Regions from separate parts of the Homo sapiens genome. Here all the other regions are linked to region 3. Evidence: chromatin loops called from intact Hi-C (ENCODE). Cell type or tissue: PC-3. All regions are shown on one strand. Region 1 overlaps PTPRM (protein tyrosine phosphatase receptor type M). Region 2 overlaps PTPRM (protein tyrosine phosphatase receptor type M). Region 3 holds the start of LOC105371974 (a long non-coding RNA gene). Region 4 has its middle 130 kb from the start of RAB12.

Region 1 (5,000 bases), 600 kb before region 3:
ATTCACAGCACAACTGAACGGCCATTTTTATTATTCATAAAAATATTGAGCTGAAGAAAAATATATTATTTCACCTTAACTAGTCACTTTTAGCCATGGCAGGATTCATCTGAGCACCCATTATGTATTGGGGCACTTTGAGAACTACAAACGAGACAAACTTGGACCTATTCCTGCAGCAAGAACTTCACAGTTTAGTTGTATATCATATTTTAAGTTGTTTTCACTGAGCACAGAAAGAATAAAAAGAGATTCACAGAATTAGCAAATCAGATCATTAAGTTCACCAACAGTTACATAAGTAACAACCAGAAGTGGCTGTAAACTTTATGGATTTAGGACCATCAATCTTAAAAGGGACTTGTGAAACACAGTTATCATAAGAGACAAAGCAGTATTGGAAGAGGCTCACTGCAGAGAGGAAACCCGGTGGGTTCTGTAGTAACAAGCAATGTGCTCTCCTTTTATAAGAAAAGGGAAGCTTTAATGAGAACTAAATTGTATTACAGTGTGTCATTTAGACAAACTGCTTCAGTGACTTAGGTAGAAAATACTAGGTGTGAGCTTTGTAATTTATAAGTAAAAAACAAACACTGAGTAAAGCAAACACAACCTTTTAACTATCTGATGACGCTAATGACTGTATCTCAGGAAATGAGCCACACATACAACAATTGAGTAGTGACAGGTTGACTATTTAGAACGTTCTAAAGAGACTGTTTAATTTCCCATACGTCAAGTTTTTCATTGATTGACATCTTTAGAAACGGGTTAGTTTCTGTTGTAAATCTCAGAATGACATAAGCCATCACAATATAAGCTTCCATTTATTTTTCCCCTAAATTAGTGTTGATTCAGAAACCTTTTTTTTCCACATGTGAAAAAAAAGCCTATGCTACTCAGTATGGTCTGCAGATCAGAGCTATCTGGTGATAGTCTACCAGCTAAACTATGACTTGCCTTAAGAAGAAATTGTGCAGTTAGCTTTTACATAAAATGCAGGCCAAACTTAAATATTTTAAAGGTCTGTCTTTGACACATTCAAACACTTGCTAGTGGTACTCAGAAGAAGCTTGCTAAATCATCCTTTGTCCTAAAAAACAGTTCAAAAGACTCCAAGGGTTCTGTTGACATCCCTGATTGACAGCTCCCCACATTCCTGAAGAAGAAGCCAAAGGATGTTTCATTAGCCCAACTAGGGTCAGAAACCAGAGTCATGCAGGAATTTTCACTGCTTGATCAGAAGGCAGAAAGAAGGAATGGTCAAAATTTAACAAGGTGAGTCAGTGGAGAAAATGAAACGGTGTCCACATTAAACTAACAACACAGTATCAAGTTTATAAATTATCAAAAGTCTGGAATTTAAGTAATCTGTTGGATTAATTAACCAGAAAAAGCATCAAAATACCAATAAATAATTAGCAAATAATATGAAAAAGCAATCTGCATTAGCAGAAATACAATTAGAATGGAGATGTCTGGGAAAATAGTTATCTTACCACTAAACCAAGAAATTTAAATTAAAGCAAATGCTGGGTATAATTTTAACATGGATAAATTTCTTAATTACATAAACATTTCAACACTATATGCTTGTGAGGTTCTGGTGAAGCTCCTGCAAGGGTTCAGGAAAGAAAGAAGCAGGGGATTTTATCACACACAGCATCCCAACAGCAGAGGCCACAGAGAGAGTCACACTCCTTGCCAAGAGCAGGCTGGTAGATAAATCTCACCTTACAAAACTTGCTAGTTCTGTGACCTTATGAAAATCACTCTCAATCTGAGTCAGTTCGTCCATAAACTCAAAAACAAACAGTGCCTACTGTGAAAGAATTGGACTAAAGCAAGCAAAGTACTCTGGACTGTGCTGGGCAGGACCTGAGGAGGGCTCCCTGAGCTTGGTAGGAAAAGCTAAGCTCTGTAGCCAAACAACCTGAATTAGGATCTTGACTCAGTCACACCTTGTATGTCCTTGAGTAAGTGAACTAACTCTCTTTTGCAAGTTTCCTAATCAAAGAGGTGGTTGAATAAATTAAATAAGGTAAATCACGTAAAATACTTCTTAAAAGGGTGACTGGCATAGAATAGATATATGTCAAAATTCAACCTTGGTCCCAGTTTTTATCCAAATGTATTTGAACTTAGCCTAGAAGACAAGATAACAGAGTTCTTACTTCAAGGAAATTTCTTACACCCATAAAATTTATGTGTATCAATGATCATGCGATTACACAGGTTACCAACATCCATCTTTAAATCAGCATAACAAGGTCAGTAATACAAACTAGGCATGGCACTTGAATTTATCTTCAATATCTAAACATGAATTTTCAAATATAAATAATCATTCTAGGTGCAACGTGGAGTGAAAAATCTCCTAGTGTGATTTAAATGCTTAGATGCTACCAAGTCTGTTAAATTATAAATACATATATTTAATTATAAGAGCAAAAGGATACAATAATTAATGGTGATTATGAAAGCTGCTAATTATACTTATAAAACCAATTATTAAAAACTTTCAAATCATTAAATATATATCTATATTAACAATTAATATGGGAATTGATAATAGCTAACACTTACATGATATTTAATACGTGCTGAGCACTCTTCCAAATGTTTTACATATATTAACTCTTTTACTCATTACAGACAAGGACAGAACTCAGGCATAGAGGGGTTAAGTAGCTTGCTCAAGATCATGTAGGTTGTAAGTGGTGGAGACAGAATATGAACCTCAGGGAAATGTGCTCTGGACTTTGTGCTCTTAAGCATGATACTAAGCTGCCTCTCAGTTTAAGGGGCAGCACATTAGTTAGATAACTTCAGGAGGAACATTATATCCTTGTAAGTATATATATAAATAATATCTAATTTTATTCATAAACCTAAGATAGCAGAGCTAAATAAACCTAAGATAGCAGAGAAAGGAACAACATGTGAACATGCTCACTACCACGGGGGCAGGTCCAGGCTAGACTGCTGGAGGACAGGAGACAATGTGGAGCAGGATTCAGCCTTCCCAGTTAGGACCAGCTGACCTGACAGCTGACTGCAGATGCAAAAGTGAACCCAGCCAAGATCAGCCATGCATGGCTCAGATCAGCTGAACCATTCAGCTGAGCCCAGCCCCAACTGCTGACCCATAGAATTATCAGCTATGAGTGTTGTTTTAAGACAAGCTTGAGGGTGGATTCTTACTCATGTGTATTTTGAGCATTTTTATAATAAAAGTTTTAAATGTTTTTTTTTAAAGTTTTTAAAAGAGCAAACAATATCTAAATGACCTGAATTTTGGATCATGTTATATCATTGAGAATGCATTACAGAAAATTAATATGTCTTTCTTGGGTACTTGATTGGACATGTGATTTAAAAAAGGATAACCAATTTGAAAATTTAATTTGACTAAACCAATTTTTTTAAATCACCTAATGAGTTTATATCAATACAGACGTTTTGAATTTCTCACACACACACATGCACACACACACACACACACACAGTCATGCATCACTTAAGGACATTTTGGCGAAAGATGGACCATATACACAACTGCAGTCCCATAAGATTGTAATACTCTAATTTTACTGCACCTTTGCCATGTTTAGACACACAAATACTTACCATAGTATTCCAGTTGCCTACAGTTATTCAATACAGTCACATGCTATACAGTTTGTAGTCTAGGAGCAATAGGCCATACCACATAGCCTAGGTGTGCTGTAGGCTCTACCATCTCGATTTGTGTAAGTGCACTCTATCATGTTCGCATAATGAAAAAAAATCGCCTGACGATACATTTCTCAGAATGCATCCTTGTCATCAAGCAATGCATGACTTTATTACAGGTATATACACACATACAAATATACAGGGAGAGTGACCGGGATAGAGAGAAAGGAAGAGGCAGGGAGGAAATGGTTTTTACAAACAAATTTGCTGAAAAAAGAGTAAAGATGGTAAAGTTCAGGTCTTTGGCAAGAATGGTGCATGTTGGCCGGGCACAGAGGCTCACGCCGGTAATCCCAGCACTTTGGGAAGTCGAGGCAGGCAGATCACGAGGTCAGGAGTTTGAGACCAGCCTGGCCAATATGGTGAAACCCCGTCTCTGCTAAAAATACAAAAAAACTAGCCAGGCATGGTGGTGCACGCCTGTAGTTCCAGCTACTCGGGAGGCTGAGGCAGGAGAATCGCTTGAACCCAGGAGACAGAGGTTGCAGTGAGCTGAGACTGTGCTACTGCACTCCAGCCTGGGCAATAGAGGGAGACTCCTTCTCAAAAAAAAAAAAAATGGTGCACGTTACCAAGAATGTTTCACTGATACGCATAGTATCCTAGGATACACCATAATACAGTGAACAATTTACCCACTGTGGGATATGTCACTTATCATTTGTAAAGAATTTCTTTTTTTTTCTTTTTCTTGAGACAGACCCGTTCTGTCACCCAGGCTGGAGTGCAGTGGCACGATCTCAGTTCACTGCAACCTCTGCCTCCTGGGTTCAGGTGATTCTCCTGCTTCAGCCTCTCCAATAGCTGGGATTACAGGCACCTGCCACCAAGCCCAGCTAACTTATTTTTTATTTTTAGTAGAGACGGGGTTTCACCATGTTGGCCAGGCTGATCTCGAACTCCTGGCCTCAAGTGATCCGCCCGCCGCGGACTCCCAAAGTGCTGGGATTACAGGCATGAGCCACTGCGCCAGGCCATTTGTGAAGAATTTCTGAAGGAAGCTTTTGGTTTTCTGTTTCTCCTAGTGTTTTCAGCTCCTCAGCTCCTTTCTGTGGGAGCTATAGGATAATTAAAATAACTGAACTCAGTGCATCTTGATTTATTCCCTTAGGTAGGTGGTCTAGAAACAGATTTATACACATATATTTCTATCACTGTATCTCTAAGCTTGGCTGGGTGGAAAGTTATTTTTACTGAGTACACTATTTCGTTTTCAGGTTTTGTTGTTGTTAATTCAGAACCCAGTATAACTTATTACATTT
Region 2 (5,000 bases), 350 kb before region 3:
TCTTCACAGTCTGAGAGATCTTTAAAAATATGATGTGTATTTTGAGTGTGTGGGTCTGCACATTCACACACACACACTACACACACACAAAATCTGGTTACCCTATGTTACTCTAGGCTAAAATGGTTTCAGTTGTGCTTAAAATCTTTAATGTGGTTCTGGAAAACCTCCAATTTCTGGCTCACACCTATATGTCTACTTTTTTCTAATACAACTTGCCCTTCACTCTCTTGAGTACAACCACAAAGCTGACCTTTCAGTTCCTAAAACATTTCATACATGCTCCTCCAAAAAGGGCTTTTGTACATTTGTGACCTCTGTTATACCCCACCACCCTCTACCCAGCAACAGGTCCCCTATTGTGTTGATTAAAAATTCAGATGTTCAGGCCCCACCCTAAATCTAATGAATGAAAACATCTCAGGGTAACCAGAACACATCCTTTCAACAAGTGGCTGGATCATTCTGATGAGCAGGTGTGGGAAGCTGATCTAAATGATCATCAACCTAATGCTTGAATCCTCTTGACCACATCCACGAGGCTAAATTCTCTAATCTCGGCATTTAATTAGGCAATCCATCCCTTCTGTGGACAGGTTAGATGGTTCTTCCCTACATTGACCTGAATCCTTCCTCCCAAACCCTGTACCCATTGATCTTAGTTCAATAATATCTTACAATTGCCCTCATATGACATGATTGGCACCCCCGCCATCTTAATGGCTTTCCTCTGAGGCTGCTTCCATGAGTGTACCATCATTTTGAAGCATACTTCGTAATATCAGTGTAAGTGGTTCCATGATACTTCTCAGTGAAGCTAACTCAATGGTTCAAACCACTCTAAAGCAAGTGACTGCACAGTGGTCATGAAACCAGCATCACGTAGATGGAGATGAGCTGGAAACTGCGAACCTTGCCAACCTCAGCTTCCTCATTGTTAAACTGGGATAGTAATAGTGCCTTCTTTGGGCTGATAGAAGAATTAAAATTGCTCAAGCATGCACGGAAAGTACACAGTGCCTGTTCCATAGAAATGTACACAAATGGAATGTGAGCTCCATGAAGCCAGCATTTTGGGTCTATTTTGTTGGGCAGCAGCAGCATTTAGGACAGTGCCTGACAGGGTGGGCCCTCAATTATCTGCTGAATGACTGAATTATTAACAGTCATGGACAAAACTAGAATTGAAATGTTAAAATTTTCAATATAGTAAAAAAAAGATGAAAATGAATTCAAGCTTAGTTTTCCTTTAAATTAAAGCACATTCTTGAAGTGACTCTTAAAATGCCAACTAATGGTTTTAACAGATTATATGATCTTTTAAATATCTAATTCTTTTAAGAAAAATGGCAAAAGACAAACGATTTACAATCACGTTTTTGTATGATAGCTGCAATTTTCAGAAAGTTATCGTTTTAAACTTTCATTTGAAAGACAGTAACTACTTTGCAACAACAATACACTAGGGAATAACAGAAATACATTAGTTGCATTAATTTTAAGTAGAATCATTAAGCTACTTATCTTTTTTTGTTTCTGGATTATTTTACTGCTTTGATATTAATGTGAAAAATAGTGAATGCTTCAAATGCTTTTAAAAATTCAGTCTGGTATACAGAAATGAATAGTGGTTCACAGAATACATATCCTGTGTGTGTGTGCGTGCATGTGTGTTTGTGTGTGTGTGTGATGGAGTCTCACTCTTGTCACCCAGGTTGGAGTTCAGTGGTGCAATCTCGGCTCACTGCAAGCTCCGCCTCCCAGGTTCACACCACATATTTTTTATATTACTTATTGAAATGGTATCTTTGTCATGTGGCCATCTAAAAATTCTTCAAATTATTTTAGACAAAATAAGGTGGCTTTTTGTTTTCAAATAGACACAGGTAGAGAGCTGCATACATCAGAATCTCCATTTGTGCAGGGCCTCTTATTTGGAATCAATGGAACTCCTTCTGACTCTAGTCACTGTAGCACCGCACAACACCCCATTTCCTAACTAACTGCTACTGTTGATTTCCTTGCTGTCCTTAGAGAGGACCTTCTGTCAGGAAAAATCACCGAGTTAAAGTTCAGCTCTACTCTCCACTACAAAAATTCCCTGTCTGAAATGTTGAAGGAGGCATTTAACATTGGCAAAGCCAAGTACTCAACTCCCATGCCTCTGGTGCCCGCCGAATTTTCTCATCTTCACATTCCCTTAGCACAAGGCCTGCAAAATACTTCCTAAATACTTCCTAGAATGAACCGAGCCTCACCGCAGGTTACTGGGCATTCTGTGTCCCCAAATCTCCCTCCTTCCATGTACCCTAAGGCCCAGAGTCAGGTCCTGAAACATGAGGATAAAGACCTTTACCCCAAAGATGGGTGGTCACTGGGAAGGGCCAGTTCTCTGGGAAGACAGGATCTCATACAAGGGCTGAGGAGGCCAAGAACAGAATGGTTTCAGGACATATGCCTCAGGACAGAGAGGAATAAAATGCTTCCCCGCCTGGCTGCTGGACTAAACCAAGCCTTTGAGGGAGACAGCTATAACCCTGCAAAGGAAAAGGCCCATATCCGGAGGCCCAAAAGGATGGTAACATCTGATAACCAAAAATTGAAAAGGGAAATTGTCCCACCCAGAGTAATGACAGGGTGGCTGGTTGTGCAAGTCAGTGAGGTCAGGAGGTGAGTAGAAATGGCAGGGATGGAAACAACAACTTCCACAGGGGATTCTCATTCCACCAATATTTCAGTGTGAGTCATCCCAGAACCTCGAGAAGAGGAAGGAGACCAGGGAAGTCCCTCTGCTTGGAGGAAGGACACTAAGCCACCTGCAGAGGGGGATAGTGCCGAGGGGAGAGTGAGCTGAGTGTGATGCACTCCCAGGTGCAGGCATGGATTGGATAAACCACGGAATTGTGTCAAAAATCTCCCGACTCCAGCCCCAGCAACAGAGCGAGACCTTGTGTCTACAAAAATTTTAAATTTTTAAAATGTTTACACAGGAGTTCCAGATACTCAGGAGCAGTCCCAGCTAGTCAGGAGGCCAAATTGGGGGGATTACTTGAGCCCTGGAGTTCAAGGTTACAGTGAGCTATTGCACCACTGCACTCCAGCCTGGATGACAGAGTGAGATCCTGTCTCTAAAAATAAATAAATAACCCAGATAACCCCAGTGTACAATCTGCAGCAACATGGGTCAGGCTTAGACCCTGAGCAAGGGGCACTGAAATTGTACACAGGACAACCTCACTGCTAACCTAGCTCTTTGTGAAGCCACCAGCTGTGTGGCTGGGAGAGGGGAGAGGGTCATACCAGCAGAAGTCATCTGTATGCCCCTTCCACTCTCCATACAGGTTCTTCAGGTCACTCATGTCCAGGCTGACAGTTGGAGTCATTAAAGAAGTCCCTGATAGTGGAATTTAGGTCCCTGTGTATGAGATTATGAAATGGAAAATATTCTCTCTGCCTAAACTCTGTCCATCAGGGCTGTACTCTATGGAGTCTGCTAAAGTCCAAAGATCATTAAACCCTTTTAAATGAAGGTGGTGACCACAGTCTTTGCCAAACGCGAGTGCATGTCTCACAGAGGGAAGGGCATTTCCTATGTCATATTACCTGATTGGATGGTATATGGAAATAATCTTGTTTAAAAGCAAGCCTAGAATGAAGTCCTGCTTTGGAGAATTTAGTTCTGAAGACGGGGCTACAGAGCCTTTCCTTTTCCCAGTGAATGTCATCAGAGGAAAAGGTGCTAAAATTACAAGAGCCTAGCATTAGATGCTTTTATGAATGTTAAGGCATTTTAGCCTCACAGTAGGAAGTATTTTCTCTATATTACAGGAAAATGAAGCTGAGAGGCTGAAACGGCTGTTTCAGCTGGATGCCGAGGACCTGGGTTTCAAACCCAGGCTCATGGGCCCCAATGTCACACACTGACCACTAGTAACTGGTCTCACTGCAACTTTGCCAGTTATTGATAGAGACAGAGGAAGTCTATCTTGATGAACAAACCCCCTTGGCCAGGCGCTGTTGCTCACGCCTGTAATCCCAGCACTGTGGGAGGCCGAGGCGGGCGGATCACCTGACATCAGGAGTTCAAGACCAGCCTGGCCAACATGGCAAAACCCAGTCTTTATTAAAAATACAAAAATTAACCGGGCATCATGGCAGGTGCCTGTAATCCCAGCTACTCAGGAGGCTGAGGCAGGAGAATCGCTTGGACCCGTGAGGCGGAGGTTGCAGTGAGCCGAGATCACGCCACTGCACTCCAGTCTGGGTGACAGAGCGAGACTCTGTCTCAAAAAAAAAGAACCTCTCAAACTCCCAACCTTTTCATTCAAGAGGTCATGGAGAGGTGATAATGAAAAGCTTTATTTTCTATTCTCTTACCTTGCAATATAATTTCACCACAGGGCAAGAATTAGGCCATATTTCTTCTTCATTTTTAAGCCAAAAATAGCAAACAGAATCAAATAGTGTGGGCAACTTGACTTTTAAAAACATCTATTTGTATCCAATTTGATAAGAGTCGGGAAAATTACTAGCAAGCAAAAGCAAATCAGGAAATCTGGAAACTTCTGATTTATTGATAAGCTATTAGGTTGTTTTAACTACTTTCCTATCAAGAAACAAAGGAAACAGATTCGAGATGACATTCTGATGCCTGCTTAAAAAGACCTTTATGTTTTCTTAGTCTTCTAAAAGCTTTTTTCATGAAAGATTTTATCTTATTACTCTCCCTAAATATATACGCTCCCTGACCACTATAGGTGCATTTCAAGCTCTTGTAGAGTTTCTGTAAATTCTGTTAGAGGCAAAAAGTGATCATTTTGAGTTCCTTGAAAATAGTAGCTAATGGAGGAACAGCAGAGGGAATGTGCCTGGTTACTCAGCAGCAGCAGCTGATACACACATTAGGCTCGCCACACACACACCAGGCTCACTACACCTACACCAGGCTTGCTACACGCCCAGCACTGTTCTAGGAGCTCTGCACAGTGCATTCATGCAGC
Region 3 (5,000 bases):
TTATCTCATTGATAGGATTAAAGATGTATGCAAAGCACCTGTAGCAAGGGAGAAGGGGAAATGTCGTTTTCAAGCTTCTGGGCTGTGAAGCATAAGAAAAAGCAGAAGGCAATATATTGCCAAAGATAAACCAGACATAACCTTCATCTTAAATATTTCTGGTCTGGTGGCCAGGCACGGTGGCTCACGCCTGTAATCTCAGCACTTTGGGAGGCCGAGGTGGGAGGATCACGAGGTCAGGAGATCGACACCACGGTGAAACCCTGTCTCTACTAAAAATACAAAAAATTAGCTGGGCGTGGTGGCGGGCACCTGTAGTCCCAGCTACTTGGGAGGCTGAGGCAGGAGAGTGGTGTGAACCTGGAAGGCGGAGCTTGCAGTGAGCCAAGATGGTGCCACTGCACTCCAGCCTGGAAGACAGAGGGAGACTCTGTCTCAAAAAAAAAAAATTCTGGTCTGGTATCTTTCCTTCACCAACCACCCACCTTCCTGTCTCTCTCAGCCACTGTAGGCTTCAGGTTGGTCTTGCCCATTGTTGCTTGTTGTCCAATGCATTTCTTAGATAAAAGGCAGTGGCCACGTAGTCTTCAAAATAATTTCCCGTTCACTTCCGTTTTTTCTCCTTTGGACCTCAACCTTCCCAATCCCTTCTACCTCTACTTTCCCCAAATTTAGAAAAAATGCAGGCCAGGTGTGGTGGCTTACGCTTGTAATCCTAGCAACTTGGGAGGTCAAGGCAGTTGGATCACCTGAGGTCAGGAGTTCGAGACCAGCCTGGCCAACATGGTGAAACCCTGTCTCAACTAAATATACAAAAATTAGCTAGGAAACCCTGTCTCTACTAAAAATACAAAAATTAGCTGGGCGTGGTGGCGGGCACCTGTAATCCCAGGCTGAGGCAGGGGAATCGCTTGAACCCAGGAGGCGGAGGTTGCAGTGAGCCGAGATTGTGCCATTGCACTCCACCGTGGGCAACAGAGTGAGATTCCATCTCAAAAAAATAAAGAAAAAATGCAGGCCAGCCTCGGTGGCTCACGCCTGTAATCCCAGCACTTTGGGAGGCTGAGGTGGGTGGATCACCTGAAGTCAGGAGTTCAAGACCAGCCTGGCAAACATGGCGAAACTCCGTCTCTACTAAAAATACAAAAATTAGTTGGGGATGGTGGCACAGGCCTGTAATCCCAGCTACTCGGGAGGCTGAGGCACCCAGGAGGCGGAGGCTGCAGTGAGCCAAGATCATGCCACTGCACTCCAGCCTAGGTGACAGAGAAAGACTGTCTCAAAAAAAAGAAAGAAAAAGAAAAGAAAAAAATGCATAAGTAAACATCCTATCAAAGAATGGAAATGCCAATACCTATGAAATTGATTAGATTTAACAAGGAAGATGTTACCATCATGATGAAAGCTGTTGAAAAGCATAGTAGCTAGGTCTAGTTTAAAAGTGCATTAATTCAACGCAACATGTACATTTTCATGCAACAAAAGACCCACAGTGGCATTTTGACATGCTTCCCTCCCCTTGGATCCGATTTGTATGAAAAGTAAAACCATACTAAGAGACCATGAAGATGTCATGGGTGCGGGGGCTGTGACAAGATAGAGTGAGGAAATTTTATAAGGAACTTCTGGCAAAAGAGAGGAAATAAGCTGTGCTATGGTGTGACCTTTAGTGAAATTTTATGTCACATTTGAGCAATAAAAGGAAATGAGTCAACCGACTCCCTTCTCCCGTCTAGGCTGGGAGCCATGTGCTGAGGACCAATACTCCAGTCCCACTCGCTCCCTCTCCCGCCACTGCTAGGCTGGGTCACAGCCCAGGGGGGTGAGAATGCGGTTCTGTGAGTGTGCCAGGGACTCAACTATTGTCTCAGGGCTCCAAATCCCGTCCGCGCTCTGCCCTCTGAGGGTGGGGTTGAACTGTGAGCCACATCCTTGCTGTGCCTCCAGCTTCCTGTCAGGCTGTGCCAGTGGAAGGTGCTAGAAGGAACTGGTAAGGAGGGGAGCAAGGAGGGACTTGATTTTCCTGTCCATTCCCCATTCTTGAGTGTTCACACTCCCTCCCAGCCGTGTCAGTCCCTCACCATAGCAGCAGCTGAATCCAGTTTGCAGTGTTCCTAACACTCACAGAACCAACCTCATCACACACACCCGGAGACCGGCAGCAGCTGAGCAGCTCTGCGGGCCCCTGAGCTTTTAGGTCCTGGTGTCTCCAGCCTCAGGGGTGGCAGCCGCTCCCTGCTGTTACCTCCTCCCTGGCATCCACCATTATCCTTTTGTTTTTTTAGTTCCCCAGCTTCAACCGAATGCATGGTTTACAATTCTTTATTATTACATTGTCTCTCTTCAGATAACTGGTGTGGCTTCTGTTCCCTGGCTGAACGCTGGCTGATACCATAAACAAAATGGAGTTTTTGGAATAGTGGAGGCTTTGCATGAGTATTTGCTGAATGAATGAGTGAGTGAAGGAGTGAGTGAGCCAGTGCTCCCACTGCTGTCTGTAGCTGTCCATGCCCTTTGCACCTCGCAGGAGGAAACCAAGGCGCAGCTTAGAGCCCTCAGCCTCAGACTCAGCCTCCCTCGCCTTGTTGCCGCGACTTTCATCCAGCTTTGGGGCTCCCTCCTGTGGGCTCTGCTGGTCTCAGACAGGGCAGCAGACACAGTCTGGGCACCCCAGGGTAAACATAGCCCCGGCCAGATGCGCCCTTGTGTCTGCACGAGGCCACTTGGAGCTAACGGGGAGGGCCAGTCGAGCTCTGCGTGTAAAACACAGCGTTTCTGTTGTTTCTGCCAGGCCTTCACATACAGCTCCCAAACTCCGGCAAATCTCAAACGTAAATACCCTGCTCTAGGAAAGAAAGTAGCCAGGGGGAGAAGTCTGGTTGACTATTACCCAATTGAAGTCCCACAGTAGGAAGTAAATGAACCTGATTAAAGAAAATGGAGTACATTTCTGGCTTGGCAGAGAAAAAAATATATAAATAAATTTTTATATGGGCCTGAAATTTTCCCTTGTTACTTACTTAGGGGCTGGAATCCTAAAACGAGAGTGCCACCTGCTGACCATCGTCAGACTCCGATCCGAGCGTCGCGGGTATTTCAAGGCAGGTGCCCTGAGTGGCACAATGGGGGCCAAAGCATTCTATGTGAACACCGCACAAAGGATTCTAGGCGTGACTGCCGTGGCCATGTAGTTTCCACAGGGTGTTTGGCGCTGCCCAGAGTATGTGGACTTGTTACCTGTCCAGCACCAGGCACTCCTCTGTAAAAGTGCCTCTGTGAGGCCGGGCCCGGTGGCTCACGCCTGTAATCCCAGCACTTTGGGAGGCCCAGGCGGGCGGATCACCTGAGATCAGGAGTGGGAGACCAGCCTGGCCAACATGGTGAAACACTGACTCTACTAAAAATACAAAAATTAGCCGGCATCGTGGGGTGCGCCTGTAATCCCAGCTACCCAGGAGGCTGAGGCAGGAGAATCACTGGAATCCGGGAGGCAGAGGCTGCAGTGAGCCAAGATCGCACCACTGCACTCCAGCCAGGGCGACAGAGCAAGACTCTGAAAGAAAAAAAAAAAAAAAAAGGCCAGGCGCGGTGGCTCACGCCTATAATCCCAGCACTTTGGGAGGCCGAGACGTGTGGATCACGAGGTCAGGAGATCGAGACCATCCTGGCTAAAATGGTGAAACCCCGTCTCTACTAAAAATACAAAAAATTAGCCAGCGTCGTGGCAGGCGCCTGTAATCCCAGCTACCCAGGAGGCTGAGGCAGGAGAATCGCTGGAACCCGGGAGGCAGAGGCTGCAGTGAGCCGAGATCGCACCACTGCACTCCAGCCAGGGCAACAGAGCAAGACTCCGGAAAAAAAAGAAAAAAAAAGTGCCTCCGTGGAACATCTGGAGTATCCCTGCTTTCTGACAAAACTCTTGGCAGATGAAACTGAAACGGCACAGTTCATGAGTGGAAATAAGTGATTATGGCTTTGGATTAGATACAATAAGTAGATTAAAGAACCTGTGCCAGGGAACCATAGTGTGGTAGAGCCAGAAGGAAGCCTTCGAATATTCTTTGTGAGAAAGCCATAGTGAGCCTTATTTTTCAAAATAATTTCAACCTTTATTTTATACGCAAGGGGTACAAGTGCAGGTTTGTTACCGGGGTATATTGTGTGATGCTGAGGTTTGGAGTATGAATGATCCCATTACCCAGGGACTGAGCACAGTGCCCATTAGGTAGTTTTTCAGTCATTACGCCCTTCTGTCCCTCCCCACTCTTGCAGTCCCCAGTGTTGACTGTTCCCTTCTTTATGTCCGTGAGTACTCAATGTTTGGCTCCCACTTATTATTTTTTTTTTTTTGAGACTGAGTGTCACTCTGTCACCCAAGCTGGAGTGCAATGGACTCCACTCACTGCAACCTCTACCTCCCGATTTTAAGCGATTATCCTGCCTCAGCCTCCTGAGTAGTTGGGACTACATGCGCCCACCACCACGCCCAGTTAATGTCTGTATTTTTAGTAGAGATGGGGTTTCATTGTGTTGGCCAGTCTGATCTCGAACTCCTGACCTCAAGTGACCCACCTGCCTCGGCCTCCCAAAATGCTGGGATTGCAGGCATGAGCCACCGCGCCTGGCCTTGGCTCCCACTTATAAGTGAGAACATGTGGTATTTGCTTACGTTTCTGCATTAATTTGCTCAGGATAATGGCCTCCAGCTGCATCCATGTTGCTACAAAGGACATGATTTTGTTCTCTTTATGGCTATATAGTATTCCACAGTGTACATGTACACATTCCACATTTTTTTTAATCCTATCCATTGTGAATGACCATCTGGCTTGATTCCATGTCTTTGATATTGTGGATAGTGACCATGAATCTTATGAATGAGGGCAGTGGTTGACAGTTTGTAGTTGCCATTTTAGGGTATTGGAAAGGATGGTCCCATGTAAGAGCTTTGAAACTACTGGTGATGATGAGGATGATGATGATGGTGATAATAAATAGTG
Region 4 (5,000 bases), 1.2 Mb before region 3:
CCCTGGCAGAGGGTTCATTCACTGAAGACAGGGTGATGATGATCTGGTCCATGGCGGGAGGGGTTAATTCTGAATCCTTTCTTAACATCATGCATTTCATGCGACAGATATAGGTAAGGTAAGTATTCTCAGATATTTTTTGTGGAAGTGCTTGTGGGTACCTCCTGTGGAAAGCAGGATGGTGATAGAGGCCTGTGAATACATGGATACCCTTCGATGCAATCATTTTACTTCTGGGACTGCATCCTAAAGTAATAATTCTAAATCTAGGCTAGGTGCAGTGGTTCACATCTGTAATCCCAGCACTTTGGGAGGTCGAGGTGGGTGGATCACCTGAGGTCAGGAGTTCGAGACCAGCCTGGCCAACATGGTGAAACCCCATCTCTACTAAAAATACAAACATGAGCCAGGCATGGTGGCACACGCCTGAAATCCCAGCTACTCGGGAGTCTGAGGCAGGAGAATTGCTTGAACCCGGGAGGCGGAGGTTGCAGTGAGCCGAGATCACGCCACTACCCTCCAGCCTGAGTGACAAAGTGAGACTCTGTCTCAAAAAAAAAAAAAAAAAAAAAAAACTAGATAAATTTTTGCACAAAGACTTGCACTGCTGTTATGTATAATAGCAAGGACTAAGAAGCAATCCTAGCTTACATATTTGCTTCTCTTTTGGGAGGTTTTTTGTTGTTGTTAGGAGAAGAAGTCTTGCTCTGTTGCCCAGGCTGGAGTGCTGTGCTGCGATCATAGCTCACTGGAGCCTCGAACTCCTCGGCTCGAGGGATCAGCCTGCCTCAGCCTCCTGAGTAGATAGGATTACAGGTGCACACCACCATGCCCAACCAATTAAAAAAAGATTTTTTTTTGTAGCGATGAGGTTTTACTATGTTGCCCAGGCTTTGGGGAGTGTTTTTAATAACAAGGTAAATGTATGTCTGTGCATAACTTTTTGTCTATATTAGAACTGTTGTGCTGTTATTAAAATGATATTTATAAAAAATTAGCTAACATAGAGACACAATGTTAGAGGAAAAATGAAACAATGTGTCTATTATCACCAGCTGTATTTTAAACACTGCATAAAAAGAAAAAAGAAAATTGAAAGCAATGTATGAAATATTAACAGTAATAAGACTATGAGTCATTTATCGTCTCTTGAAATTTACATGGTTTCAAATTTATATAATGTACACGTTTTGCTTTTTAATGGAAAGTTTAATTAATATTTGTAAGAAAAACTCCTATAGCATCAATAGATTTATGCCCCTGCAATCTGGTTACTAACATACAACCTCATGAAACATATCCCGAGGTTCCAGTACCTTCTAACATATTTAGCTACTTTTGTTTCCAAGCACCTATATCAATATTGAATTTTTAAAAATTAATCCAAAAAATCCAGTCATCATAATATCTATCTGTGGATAACTGTAGAGTTATTGTTGATCTCAAGTTATTCTTCAGATTCTCTGCTAGAAGTCTCAAGCTTATTCCAAGTGTTTCAAGACGTTACTATACTATTCATTTTAAATTATTTGATAAAGATTACTAGATTTTCTCCAGGATACATAGCAGTCATAATTAACAAACCCAGCTGTCACTCAAACTGGAACACATCAAATCAAAAGGCCACAGAGCATGTTTGCAGACAGGGCTGTGCATTTCTCCCTGAAAGCAAGATAAGGCCAGGCAAAAGGGAGCCCTATAAATATTGCATCCTAGAACACTGACATTGACCTACACTGTTTGACAGAAACATTAAAACACGGAAGGACGAGATCTGACACATCCTACAGAAATGTCTTTTCCCAAAGGTAGCCAGGCTTCAAGCCTTGAGAATTGTTGAAAATTCTGAAAGGTCTCATATCTATTGTTACCGTTTCCTTGTCACATGGAAAAGGCTAGACAGCTCTTTCTCCTGGCCTAGCCAGTAAATTGGTTGCGTAGGACCACGGATAGATGAACATATTATTCCTTAAGCTACAGAGATTTCCCAGAGCTCAAGTTCTTGTCAGTTCTCAAGCCTGCCCTCCTCTTTACCTGTTCTTTCTGTCTTATTCACTCCCGCGACTCAGGAGAGCAGCGCAAACGCTGACACGGTGCGGTGGGAAGGAATGGATTTTATTGATTACAAACAAGGACTTGTCCCAAGCCGCATTTTAGGTGCTGATAGACTGAGGAAGGCCTGGTGCAGTCCTCTTCCTTGTAGCTGATACTGTGCAGAACCACGAGATGGCTCTGTAGCCACAGCAAAGCTTGTGAAGTTCCAGGGACGTTTTCTATGAGGGTATCTGCAACTGGCGGCCAAGATTCACCAGGCCTCCTGGTTATGATCTGGAGGCAGGCGTGCTGCTTCTCTGATTCTTTCATGGTTCCTTAATTTGTTGCTAGGTGACTTTTAGTGTTGGATACTAACACTATAGAAAAGTACATCCGTAAACATATTTACACAGTTGTTCCGAACATCACCATTTTTTTTCCTTACAAACTTTGTGTAAACAGGAGGAAAATAAGCTGTGCTTAAAATCATGGAACAATTTTTGTCAAATCCCCAAGAAGACATTTCCCAATGCAATTTTCAAAATGGGTTGGTGTCTGCTATTAACAGGCAAGAAGCACACTGTTCCTTATGCCTGATTCAATTGAAAAGCACTTAATTCAAGATCTCAAGGGCAAAGGTAATTGATGGGGGCTCAGGTAGCTCTCCGTTTTCACTCATGGAAAACAGCGTTTTCCGGAACAAACTTAGTGCAGTGCTTCGGTAATATAAGCAGTCCTCTTTGTGTACACATTTGGCAAAGATACCTTCCTCCAGCGTCGCAGCAGTGAGGTCTCACACACGTGCACTTGGTCCTGGGGGTGGGCGAGGGGGCGACAGAGTTAGCAGAGCATGAAGCATGCCCCGAGGGAGCTTTGGGACCGGGGTGGGAGTGGGGGGGTCACCTCTTCAAGTAGTGAGACATGAGAAGTTCTGCAAGGCCCCGACCTACCTTCCCCACCACTCTGCCGGGTACCGCGTTCCTCTGCAGGAAGCTGGGAGCACATCAGACTCGCAAATAGCAGTAATAAAAAAGCAAGATTAGTAATCTGATGAATAGACTTATGGCCTGGGCTGAAGATGGACAGTGACATGCTGAAAACTCCCCCATTTGATTATAGTGTGCAGACAGGGTGGAAAACCACTGGATTAATGAGCTCACAGGAGAGAAGGCGCTGGAGTAAGAGACACACCTGTTGCCCTCCCCTCCACACACACACACTTAGCACCTGGAGGAATTATTTCAAAAACTGTCCTATAGCACCTTAGAGCCTCTGAAAGACACAGAGGATGAGGATTTGTAATAGCGGCTGGGGTCATCAGAGACAGGGCAAGGTAACTTCTAAATGAAGCGCTGGACCCCTACCAGCCCTGCATGTGGTGCAAAGGAGAGAGAAAGGAAGCCAGGAGTCGGGCTCTGTAATGTGCCAGGTGTCTGCATTTATGCCATTTCATTTCATCACACCACCATCCTGCGAGGTGAGATTAACCCGTTACAGATGAAAATACTGAGTGTCACAGTGATTGTCTGCTTTGCCCAGCATCATACAGGAAAGAAGTAAAATGGTGAGGATTCTGCGCCATAGACAGCAAGCCAGGATGAAGGGAGGCCTGGAAAACAGACGAGGAGCAACTGAGATTGGCACCGGCAAGGGCTCCAGAGTCCAGCAGCAGCCAGACCCAAGCTGCACCGCCCCAGACGCGACTTGACCTGGGAGACCAGCGAGACCCACCATGCCTCACACCCACAGCCGAGATCCTATTATCATCACTCCCGCTTGCGGATGAAGAAACTGGGGCTCAGAGAGGCTAGGTAACTCTCCCAAGACCTCACAGCAAGAGTGCAGCAGGGGTGTGGCCCTGGCACCTGATCATGCTCCCTCCCGCCCTTCCCATTCTGTGCTCTCCTCTTTGAAGACCTTCCACCTGCCCCTGGAAGCTTTGCTTTGTGCACCATCTCGGCATCCTCTGCATCCTCCGCCTCCTCCTAGAGCACTCCCTCCGCCCCTCCACCTGCTGGCTATGCCTGGAACTGCACTCTGCGAGGACCTCCTTTAACCTGCAATCCCAGGACAGCAGGGTCCGCATTCTCCTGCTCTCCAGACCTGTAGCTGAGGAGTTATGTTGACCCTATTCAAAAACCTCTGCGCACAGCATTTGCCTTCGATGGTCACTGTCCCTTGCCAACTCCCCCTCCCAAACATCTATGGAAGACTTGTGTCCCTGAGCTCCTCACCACACACTCTGCCTATCACAAGTCCCACATCACCTGAAACAATGACAAGCCAGCTCTCCAGCTCCCCATCTCCCAAGGCCCTGATCCCCATTGGCCTGGATCTGCACTCCATGTCAGCCACCCACCCCATCCTGGTCCTTCCTCACACTCAGGCGACTCCAGCTCTGAGCATCCCAAATGCCACTGCTCCGTCTCAGATCTTGTCACCCGGTGGTTCTCCAACTCTAGGGTACATCAGAATCTCCCAGAGGGCCCCGCCCCCAAAAGGTCTAATTCAGCAGGTCTGGGGTGGGACTCATGAATTTGCATTTCCAAGAAATATGCAGTGCTGCTGCTGCAGCTACTGCGGGACCACCCTTAAGAAGTGCTGCTTTGAGCTGAAGCTCAGCCCGGACTGCTTACTCCAATCACCTGGAGGGCTTTAGAAGCCAGCAAGGTCCCAACTCCACCCTAGTCTAATTAAATCGGAATCGCTGGAGTTGGGCACGCCTAGAGTTTTTCAGAGCTCCCCGGGAGCTCTGATGCACAGCCAGGATGGAGGCCTGCTGCTCTGAGGATCTCCTCCCCCTCTGTTTCTTCCCCCTACCTCTGATTCTTCAATCTCTCTCTGATCAATACCCTCAGTGTCCCTGCCTTGCTTAGCAAAATCACAATCCTAGGTCAATCCACCTTCCTGCTGCTTCCACTGCTGAACCTGGGCTGCTGAACACACACAGCGGACAGATTGGGACT

The links. Hi-C counts contacts between places; a loop is a spot of excess contacts. Peaks named below come from ENCODE experiments on the same cell type or tissue, not always from the same donor. Only the 100,000 strongest peaks of a DNase experiment are listed, where the experiment ranks them.
Region 1: it touches region 3 in a loop (8-fold over the local background); 2 of 110 quality-filtered maps call a loop at or near these places.
Region 2: it touches region 3 in a loop (5-fold over the local background); 7 of 110 quality-filtered maps call a loop at or near these places.
Region 4: it touches region 3 in a loop (16-fold over the local background); 44 of 110 quality-filtered maps call a loop at or near these places.

Annotation. Positions count from the first base shown.
Region 1 is chr18:7,874,625-7,879,624 of GRCh38, reverse strand. All of the region lies in intron 2 of PTPRM (protein tyrosine phosphatase receptor type M), which reads right to left. Among named protein-coding and RNA genes, the nearest start is that of PTPRM, 310 kb to the right of the region's middle. In PC-3, a CTCF peak has its summit at 1,879; DNase peaks (open chromatin) are centred at 1,194 and 1,794; H3K4me3 peaks cover 1,394 bases; H3K27ac peaks cover 2,467 bases.
Region 2 is chr18:7,624,840-7,629,839 of GRCh38, reverse strand. All of the region lies in intron 1 of PTPRM (protein tyrosine phosphatase receptor type M), which reads right to left. Among named protein-coding and RNA genes, the nearest start is that of PTPRM, 60 kb to the right of the region's middle. In PC-3, a CTCF peak has its summit at 2,813; a DNase peak (open chromatin) is centred at 2,749.
Region 3 is chr18:7,270,521-7,275,520 of GRCh38, reverse strand. LOC105371974 (a long non-coding RNA gene) reads right to left here and starts at 3,122. Exons shown (of 4, transcript XR_935121.4): 1 at 3,021-3,122. In PC-3, CTCF peaks have their summits at 2,845 and 3,046 (motif pointing left); DNase peaks (open chromatin) are centred at 1,830 and 3,050; H3K27ac peaks cover 653 bases.
Region 4 is chr18:8,477,906-8,482,905 of GRCh38, reverse strand. No RefSeq gene overlaps it. Among named protein-coding and RNA genes, the nearest start is that of RAB12, 130 kb to the left of the region's middle. In PC-3, CTCF peaks have their summits at 2,223 (motif pointing right) and 4,053 (motif pointing left); DNase peaks (open chromatin) are centred at 2,225 and 4,035.